Linked DNA regions of Homo sapiens: region 2 is linked to region 1. A link is a loop called in an ENCODE intact Hi-C map of the cell type or tissue named here. Cell type or tissue: MCF 10A. All regions are shown on one strand. Links, peaks and the distances in the headings refer to the core of each region. The heading gives the core; the rest is flanking DNA. Region 1 has its middle 6.7 kb from the start of PHACTR2-AS1. Region 2 overlaps UTRN (utrophin).

Region 1 (5,387 bases), core at 210-5,209:
CACTCATGTCCTCCTCTTCTCCTTCCTCCTCCTCCTCCTCCTCATCCTCTCCTCATTGTCCAGGCCCTCCACGTAGCCCTCAGCATCCAAGTCAACAGCAAATTTTTTTAAAAGGTCCTTTTCCTCCTTTTCTTGTTGGCAGGAGTGATTTTGTACCCAGCTTGGCAAGCAGGGTATGGGCTGCATTTCGGCCCCATTCTTCCCCACAGTCAATGCTCTTGAGCAGTGAACAACCTACACATCCTTCCATGGCTACCATGCTCAACCTTTCTTATGGGGAAAGCCTAATGCCACGTATCTATTCTCTTGACTTCTGGCCTCCCCTGCCTCCCTGAGGAAAGTTAAGGGCCAAGAAGAGTTGAATCAAACTAGATCATCCTAGAAGGGGAAACATGGAGGATGAGGCATTGCACTGACAAAGGGGAACTGCTAAATCTGGCTATGACTTCCCCATCCTGGACCGTGAGGATGGAGGTCTGGGGACCCCTCTCCAGCTCTCATGGAGCCCTGCACTTGACTGCAATGGTTCCTTTGTGAAGGAACAACAGTAAATGAAGCTCCTTCCCTCTTTGCATTTGGACTATGGCTGATTTAATCCATGAGAGGGAAAGGGAGGGGCCTAGTAAGCAAGTTGACTGTGGAATTCTCACAGGTGTTGGCAAACGAACGGGGGATAGAGTGTCTTGGACCAGATTTAGACAAATCTAGAAAAATAAATAATGAGAACTTACCTGCACAGTACATGCTACTATAACATTATATTGATAGTCATATTTCTCTTACCATACCTCTCGCTTTCCCTTGGTTTTGGTTGCACTTCTTGAACCTTTGCTGAAGCTCTTATTTCATATGTAAGCTACCTAAACAGGTGCTTCTAGGCTCTCCTTGCATCTCTCCTCTCTCACTTTTTTTTTTTCCATCGACGATATGGTTACCAGGTTAATCTCTTTAAATGGTTTTCAGGATCTCACACTGGTACCCAAACATTTTCAACTGTTATCTACTGTTTAGAGGCTGTAGTTCAAATGTCTGAGTTTTGTGATTCAAAGCCTTGCACAATAGGGTTCCGATATATCAATTTGGTCTCATCTCCTCTTCTAGCTTGTAATTCCAGCGAAACTGAAAACTCACACGGGGCATTCTCATCTCAATGCCTCTGCTCATCACATTTCTCCTGGTTGGAGTTTTTTTCACACCTTTTTTTGCTAAGTCAAAATCTTACATAATCTTTAATACTATTTAATGTTTCCCTTCTCACAAAGCCTCTCCTGACCTTTTTAACTGCTAGGGTCCTTCTCTCATCTTCTCTACTGTTATCTGGGATCATAATTTTATTTCCCTATGTTAGGTGATATTTTATTTTAAAATACTGATGACCTTGACTGTGAGTGCCCAAGGGCAGGGACCAAGTTGGCTACTTTTATGTGTCTTTTTTGTTGCCTGGCACAGGGTTTTGGACACAGAGCATGCTAAAATACAATTTTAAAAGACTGAATCTTCCCTCTACCAGAAGATCCACTGCAGCAAAATTCTTGGTGTTCTTAAAATATAACTTAAAATTGAAAAATGTTTTTTACATTTCATTCAACTTCTCAAAAGAAGTTCATCTAATTATAAGGGTAAATAACAACCCCCAAAATATATTTTATACAAATTAAAGCACATAAATATATAATCTGATATAGTAGTTTGTTGCTTTTTGTGTATGTTAGCATAGAGTTTTAAGTAGTATATACCTATAATACAAGCAGTGTCAGAAAATTTAGACTTCTTCAAATAATTTTTTTTTTTTTTTTTTTTTTTTTTTTTTTTTGAGACAGAGTCTCACTCTGTCACCCAGGCTGGAGTGTAGTGGTACGAGTTCGGCTCACTGCAACCTCGGCCTCCTGGGTTCAAGTGATTCTCATGCTTCAACCTACCGAGTAGCTGAGACTACAAGTGTGTGCCACCACACCCGGTTAATTTTGTATTTTTAGTAGAGATGGGGTTTTGCCATGTTGGCCAGGCTGGTCTCGAACTCCTGACCTCAAGTGATCCACCCACCTCTGCCTCCCAAAGTGCCAGGATTACAGGCCTGAGCCACCGCTCCCAGCCCCTCTTCAAACAATTTTTAAGTTAACTTTAAAAACCACAAATATTCCCTCTTTCAACTTCTGTTTTAAAACTGAAAAGCTAAATGTTAGAAATAAACTTTTCCCTTGAAGCCATTTACGTAGTCATGAACACTATGCTTAAAGTAAATAAATGTAAAATCTGTTAAACTTTTTGTTTTCTTGTATTTTAAGCACAGCTTCTTTTTGAATTAATGCAATTCAGCAAACTTGCTTTTTCAGGAACAGAAAATCACCCCACGACTTGTAAAATACGTAATCTAGAAAATGCGTGAGAAGAGAGACCTTCCAAAGCTATGTCATGAGAGCGGAGTGTTATACAGCAGCATCTCTTCCAGTTTGTCCCCTGGGTGTTATATAACTCAAAGGTAATTAAAGGATTCAGGCTTGGATCGCAAATTCTAGCACACAAAGAGTAATCTAATGTGAAGACACCAAGCTTGCAGATGCTCCAAGTTTCCAGCCAAGATAAAGAAAAACCCTTTGGATATGCAGATTATAACATCTATGTTAGTTCTGTTGGACATCAATTTAGAAAAGATTCAATTTAGTCAAGGACATTGGCTTTGTCTGATATATCTCATTCCAGAAATGTGATTATGCTCTATTGGCTGAAAACAGCAACTCTTAAAAAGTTTCTAAAAAACTTCAAAAATATTTGTTCGAAGAACTGGAACATAGACTTTTTTTTTCTAAATTGAAAACAAATGTCCACTTAGAAAGACTTAATGTACTTAAGAATCAATTGTACTCTGCAAACAATTTACCCCAATAGGGACTGGATTTTTACTTAACAAAACGGTTCAATAAAGGTTTTAAAATGATTGGAAGATAAATAAACATTAAATAGTTAAAAACAAAAAGTAATTTATCTCATATTGCTTCTCAAGGACTTTAGTACTTCACGAGAGAGAACTATTCAAACAATACATTTATAGGTACATCTGTCTTTTCAATGGAAGCTATTAAGCACCAACATCAAGTCTCTGGTGTCTTACCAGTATTACATTGGCTGATCAGTATGACCACTGCACCATCTAGTGTCCACACGGTAAAACAGCAGCTAGGGAGCGCTTTTTCTCCAAGTCCATCTTTCTGAAAGCCATCCTCTAAACTGGCGTTTTGATAGTTCATCATCAAGAATATAAAGGACAGATCATTCATATAAAGACTAAGTCACATTATAACATTTCCAGGTGTGCTAGAAAATTAAGACATGGTGCTTATAAAAAAGTACACAAATTATGTAAAACGATGTTTAAAACCTAAAGATAGGAATATGGTAAGTTATTTTTAAAAGACTTTTTGTAAAAGAGAAAGCTATCTCATCGAACTATGAACCACGGATAGAAATCATGATGTTCAAAGACTATGTATAAACAATATGGAGAAATTAATTCGTAGATGTAAAGTAAAACATTAAAAACATGAAAATATATGCAAGAAAATAACTGGCTGAAAATGTTTTTGGAGTGTTGATGATTATTTATTTGCCTATTTTTTGTTTATCATCTCTTAATTATGTTCCAAATGGATTATTTGTTACAATTAACTAGCCAAGTAAATACTGAGAAATCTAATCTGCCAGTCAACATCTAGGAATTCTGTATAGATAAAGGAAAATCTGGCCAAATTTCACAAGTCTATTAACGTGTTAATTTTTACTTTGGGTAAAGGAGTGTAGGAGGTTGTTGTTGTTGTTGCTGTTTTACACCACGCCTTTAGTTTTTAAAAAATTGGGGGAGAGGAGGAGAAGGCCAGCTGTTAGATTTAGAACAAAAATGAAATATTTATAGGAGACAGTCCTTAGTCCTTTGGGCTCTTGGAAAATATTCACATCAAATTTCCAACATAACTGACTCAGAGCCACTGCTTTTTTTTTTTTAATGCCATCAAAAGAATATAAAAGTATTTTGAAAAGTTAAACACATTCCGGGGAATCATTTTACCAGTATTTGCAAAACGATTCAACCTAAATAAAATACAGGTGATCATAAGAAGAAATTTCAAGCAAACTTAATGCCACTCCTGAGTAGAAAAAAAAATAGTTATAACTTTAAAAATCTAATTGCCTACTATGAGAGGTATCAATGTTGAGAGACATTGAACCCACTTTTATGTTTAAAGAAAACTCTTTGAACAGGAACTTTTAAGGTAGCATGGAGGACAGACCTCCAATGGCCATGCCTTTGTACAATCCCTTAGCCTTGAGTGTAAATGAAACTTGTGACTTGTTTTTATCGATAGAATGTGGCAAAGGGAACAGGACACCACTCTGTGATTATGTTACATTATCTAAGACTCTGCCTTAGTGAACTAGAGACCGGGATTCTCCTTCCTGCCTTGAGGAACTGAGCAGCCACGCTGAGGAAGCCCACAGTGAGAGCCTCTAGCAGCTTCCAGTGAACAGCCAGCAAACCAGGGGCACTCAGCCACACAGCTGCACGAACTGAATCCTGCCTGCAGGTGTAATGAGCTTAAAATAAATTCTTCCCCAGTCAGGCTCCAGATGAGAACACAGCCCAGCTGACACCTTGAGTGTGACCTGGCAAGACCCTAAGCAGAGAACCCAGCTGAGCTGCTCGCAGGCTCCTGACCCATAGAACCTGTAACTTGTTTCAGCCACTAGGATTGTGGTAATTTGCTATGCAATAATAGAAAGCGAAAACAGGTAGCATATTAAATAAAATTCACGATTCCATAAACAGTTATGGAGAACCAGACCCAGTTCTGGGCCTAGTGGAAATTAGGCCCTCAGAGTGCTGCTAAATGGAAGGACTAAGCTCCATACAAATATAAGAAAGGCAGGTAAGTGATTTAGTCCACAGTTTCAAGGACATCATAATTTAGTTGAAGAAAAACAGCCACATAATTAACTAAGATAAGTGCCAACACAGGGACAAATAACATGATAGAATGCACAGAAAAAGATCTGTTATCAACAGAAACTTTTCCAAGCTACAGAAAACCAAAATCAAAAATACTTAGAAAAAAAAAAAAAGGAGGGAAAGAAAATTCATGGGTTCACAAAACTGGTTTGGAGGTAGGGCTGGCCTCAGGCTTAATTGCATCCATTCTCAAAGCTCAGAAATTCTCTAGGCTCTTCTCTCTTAACCTTCACAGTTGGGCTGGCTCCCATGGATGACAAACATAATAATGTAGCATCCAGGGACCTCCATGGAATAGAGAAGAAACTTCCATAAGACCTAGTGAAAGTCTCCATGCATCTCGATGGCCTGAATTGGATCAAGGACACACCCTTAAACCAAGCACGCA
Region 2 (5,387 bases), core at 320-5,319, 910 kb before region 1:
GTAGTCCCAGCTACTCTGGAGGAGGCAGGAGAATGGCGTGAACCCGGGAGGCGGAGGTTGCGGTGAGCTGAGATTGCACCACTGCATTCCAGCCTGGGCAACAGAGCAAGACTCCATCTCAAATAAAATAAAATAAAATAATCAACAAAATCATATGAGACCAGTTGGTGAAGGGTGGGGAGCAAAGAGTGGGCAAGAGGCTGCCTCACTCTTTAAAATAAATTCCATGATCTGATTTAAATGTCAAAAATAGAACTATATAATTAGTAAGAAAAACAGGAGAGAAACATTATTTAGTTTGTTTTTTAAAGACCAAGTGCGGTGGTTCACACCTGTAATCTCAGCATTTTGGGAGGCCAAGGCAGGTGGATCACATGAGGTCAGGAGTTCAAGACCAGCCTGGCCAACATGGTGAAACCCCATCTCTACTAAAAATACAAAAACTAGCTGGGCATGGTGGCAGGCACCTGTAATCCCAGCTACTCGGGAGGCTGAGGCAGGAGAATCACTTGAACCTGGGAGGCAGAGGTTACAGTAAGCCCAGGCCACGCCACTGCCCTCCAGCCTGGGTAACAAGAGTGAAACTCCATCTCAAAAAAAAAAAAAAAAAAAAAAAAAAAGTTTGGTTTTTGAACAAAATGAAAAAATTGCTCCCAATTGTAAATTTTTAAAAAATAATTTCATAGAAAATTGAAATCTCCTGGGCCCCACCCAATTCCAACTTGGAGCTAACTGATGTAAAAGTTTGCAATGTAGCCTTCCCAACTTTTTTCTAAATTCATGAGGACATGTCAATATAAGAGAGCCACATTTTACCAAAACTGGAGTTATACTGTTCTTACTGTGTTGGTTTTGATCACTCATTCCCCTCTGAGGTTTCCAGAGCAGGGACCCAGGGGTTGTGTAGTGGGTGGAAACATTTATAAATTTATAATCCCTTATTATAAGAGGAACTTATTTGAGTGGTAAGTTTAGGAGAAAGAACTCAGCTGGATGCCTCCTGGGCTTGTCGTCTTGAATGTACTGAATGAGTGGAGGCATCTTCTGGTTTACATAAATGAGTGAAGGCACCTGCCGGTCCACTCTCCATATGAAGTATGCTTACCAGATCAAGGAGCAGTACATTTTTCTACAAAGGGCCAGCCAGTAAATATTTTAGGTTTTGGGAGGACACATTTGCTTCCTATCACAGATTCTTCTTGGAGGGGGGTATGTGTTGTACAACCCTTGAGAAATGTATAAACTATTCTCAGTTAACCAGGTATCCAAAACCAAACTACAAGTTAGATTTAAACCCTCAGCCAGTCCGGGTGCAGTGGCTAATGCCTTTAATCCCAGGACTTTGGTAGGCCAAGGCAGGAGGATGGCTTGAGCCCAAGAGTTCCAGACCAACTTGGGCAACATAGCAAGACCCCCATCTCTACAAAAAAAATTTAAAAATAATTAGCCAGGTGTGGCATTGCAAGGCTGGAGTCATAGCTACTCAGGAAGCGGGGGCAGGAAGGTCACTTGAGCCCAGGAGTTTGAGGTTACAGTGAGCTGTGATCATACCACTGCACTCCAGCATAGGTGACAGAGCAAGACCCTGTCTCAAACAAAACAAAACAAAATCCTCAGCCATAATTTTCCAGCCACTGAATTAGAATAAAAGAAAAGAGGTTCTAGTCCCCCAATTTCCACAAGCAAAAAGCAGACCAAAAATCTGCTCAGATGCAAGCACAACCTCTTTTCTTATGGGAAAGAAAAAATGACTCAAAGAAGACCACTTCCAAGAAGCAGACAGATCCCAAATCAAGTAGCTTTCTTACTAACTTGCCTCAATGATATATATTTATCTTAGCACAAAATTGGTTTAGAACAAGAAACGAATGAATTTACAAATGAATGAATGATCAAAGTAATGAATGAATTTAGGTTAAATATTGCAGTTGCCATTTTTTACCATTTCAAGATTTGCCACAATACAAATATTTGTTTTACGTCAAATTGAATGTAAATTAAATTGTTGTAAATTGAAAGCCTTCTTAAATCTTCCAACAAGCAATAACAAAAGTCATACTACTATAAAAACAAACAAGCAAAACCTCACTCTTAGTTTAAAAAAATTTCATAGACTCATCTACATTTTACGTGTAATGGCCAGGGAGAAAAAAAAAAGGTATTTTATCTAAGACCCAGTAAAACTGTCACATATTTAAGTTCTATTTTTCCTTCAGGTGACTCTTGAACTTTAGACACCACTCAAAAGAAAATAATTCCTCTCTATGTACTCAACCAGGCAAAACAAAACAAAAGAGAGGCTTGAAATGTGCTCTGCAATTTTTGGACTGGAATAGGCCCTACAGATCATCTGTTACATGAAAACCTGGATTGCACCTATAAAAAAAGTAAAGTTTGAATATACAAAATGACTTGCCCAAGAACCTTCTGATAATTAGGGACAGATTTTGGTCTCCTGTTTTTAACCCCTCTTTCATTTTTATCAAACTATTTCCCAAGAACTATTTTTTCTTTATAATCCAGAATTTGAAAGAAAAGAGAAGTTTTCTCCAAGATTTGAAAATGGCCAAAACATTACAGAGTTTGGATCTCAGAAATACATCACTGAAAATAATAATAATAATAATAATAATAATAATAACAACAATAATAATAATAGCATACCTCTAGCGTGTGGCACTTTCCTCGAATTCTATTACAAAGAAGTTGGTAATTCTCCAGCACAACATTCAGCTCAGACGTCAACTCCTGGCCACCAGAGGGCACCTTGGCAGCTAATAACTTGATGTTGTCCTTGAGAATCTTCACTCTCACCTCCTTCTGCAACACATCCTCTTTTGCCCTCTGTTCCAAGAAAGGATGGATGAACTTGAAAAACGTCTCCCTTTCTCAGTAACCAATTTCTTTTCTTTCTTTTTTTTTCAAGAATTAAACCAAAGTTAAAACATCTGGATGATTCTAACTGCCAAAATAGAACATTATTTAGGTAACAGTGAATGGTTCTTTGTGGGGTTTTGTTTTTGTTTTTGTTTTTGAGATAGAGTCTTGTTCACTACAACCTCTGCCTCCCAGTTCAAGAAATTCTCCTGCCTCAGCCTCCCGAGAAGCTGTGATTACAGGCACCCACCACTATGCCTACCTAATTTTCATATTTTTTAGTCGAGATGAGGCTTCGCCATGTTGGCGGGGCTGGTCTCAAACTCCTGACCTGAGGTGATCCACCCACCTTGGCCTCCCAAAGTGCTGGGATTAGAGGCGTGAGCCACTGCACCCAGCCCAGTTGAGCGTTTTTGAAATAAGAATGCTAACTCTGAAATTTCACTCATGCATCCAATGTACTCAGCTCCCACAAATGTTTTCATTTCATAACAGCAGTGTTAACGTAAGTTATCCAAAGTATGTTTACTGACATGAAGTATTTTCAAAGTCTGGGTCCAAGATCAGAATTTAAGTGAGTGAATTTTCATTATCACTGGAGGGCTGAGCAGATTACACTGTGATAAATATATTTTCACAAAAATTGAGGTACACTATGGTAGAAGTATCTTTAAAAGTTCTCTAAATAATTTAAGCTTTTTAAAAAATTATAGAACATAGGCACATGTATCCTTCTGCTAATTAATAGCATTTCAATGATAAAGTTAGACTGAGATGATCTGATCCAGAAATAGCTGTTTCTCAGTGCTAAGATAAACAATCTGACATTCAGGAAAATCAACCTATCAGGTTGGTGCAAAAGTAATTGCAGTTTATGCCATTACTTTTAATGGCAATAAATACAAATAAAACAGTCTTTCACTTTCCCCTTTACTTTTCTCTACTACTTAATGGTTTTGAACTTCCTTAGATTGGGGGAAAGTAATTAAGTGTAGTGGTTTTGTAAGTCCTAATGGCTGTTTGAAAGAATAAAAATAAATAAAATGTTGCCCAATCAAATATTTAAATATCATTTTTCTCAAATCTCATCTATAGCAACTTTTAAAATCCACAGAACTACAATGCCAATAGTGTAAAGAAAGACAATAAATGAGACAATTCTTAACATGGTAGCCTATTTTAAAATACCTTATGTACTGAGTATTTTTAAATCTTTCAAAAAGAGCTACACTAAAAAAGATGTTTTAGTGAAAAAACAACTTCCAACAAGTCTCCTGTCATATTTACTTTGATTCATGTATAATAATGTATGAATGTCATATAATCCCTTTTTTGAAAAAAATCACAGATTTTTGCTTTAGTTACACTTCTAGGTAAGTTAACTTTGAGGTAAAACATTAGTCACTGTGTTGCTTAAGCTTACAGGAAAAAAAAGCTTTGAAAACACCATCTCCTTTGGCTTGAACATTCAAGGACAGTTGAAGCTGTGTTAGAAATTTGGGAATGATGCCCAGTTCTTTTATTATATATAAAAAGAGAGTGTTCAAGACTATCGACAGAGGAGTACAAGTTTACAGGAAATGTATCCAGTGGATCCAACTAATATGAACTCCCCGATGCATTCCTACCGCTATTCCTACCTGCTCTAATGAAACGTCAGTGTTCATATGTGCCGTATGTATTAACTGGAAGATTAGTAACAGGAAAATAAGAATAAACCTCAGACAACTTGGGAGGTCTCTTTTGTTCCCCTTACAAAAAATAACTCTTTGTGAAAATGTTTGGAAATAGTGATGAATGCAATTAATGCCACTGGATTGTGCACTTAAAAATTAAGCTGACCAATGTTATATGTATTTACCCCAATTAAAAAAAAATGATCATTCTTCCTCATGCCCACTACCAGAGGTTTTTAAGTCATTCTCTGTAGCCTCCCAAAGGTCTAACTTAAGAGCTTGTCTCATGGGCCCTCATGGACTCAACTCATGGGCCAAGCCAAATATGTGGACTCCTGGCTTTCTTCCCCTGCTAAAATTAGAGCAGCTACCCTGTTATGTTTTTTTAATTCAAAAACCTACTGTGAAAGATGCTACATGCACATAGTGTTTGACAGATAGACAGATGATTGATGTGCTGGTTTTAAAGGGAGGAGGGAGGCATGAAGCCTGTTGGCACTGGTCGTCCCCGCCTCACCTTCATCTCTTCCACAGCACTCTCAAGCTCTTCTGGTGACTTGTACTCAAAATCCCGCTCCAAATATTCTTCCTCGGCCTGGGTCATCCATTCCTGCATCTCTGCCAAGTCTTTCTTCAGGTTCGCAGCTTTTTCTTGACTTTCAGACAACCTACTTTTTTGAGTAGCGATCTACAAAGGAAAAGCCATTCCCCCAAATAAACAAATGTTAATGTGTTCAATGTCAAGTTTTAGCTCTTAATATTTAAAGGCACAGTAATAACTTTCCACAACGAATTGCATGCTTTAAAATTCAGATAAAATCTCATACATCTCAT

What was found. Peaks named below come from ENCODE experiments on the same cell type or tissue, not always from the same donor. Only the 100,000 strongest peaks of a DNase experiment are listed, where the experiment ranks them.
Region 2: a loop joins it to region 1, with 12 times the contacts of the local background. A loop is called at or near these places in 14 of 110 quality-filtered maps.

Annotation. Positions count from the first base shown.
Region 1 is chr6:143,573,302-143,578,688 of GRCh38, reverse strand. It overlaps a transcript of PHACTR2 not described here. Among named protein-coding and RNA genes, the nearest start is that of PHACTR2-AS1, 6.7 kb to the right of the region's middle. RefSeq lists a silencer at 3,187-3,236. In MCF 10A, for the core only: a CTCF peak has its summit at 3,149 (motif pointing left); a DNase peak (open chromatin) is centred at 3,138.
Region 2 is chr6:144,479,666-144,485,052 of GRCh38, reverse strand. UTRN (utrophin) reads right to left here. Exons shown (of 75, transcript NM_007124.3): 26 at 5,071-5,241; 27 at 2,665-2,844. Among named protein-coding and RNA genes, the nearest start is that of SNORA98, 77 kb to the right of the region's middle. In MCF 10A, for the core only: a CTCF peak has its summit at 2,770 (motif pointing right); a DNase peak (open chromatin) is centred at 2,762.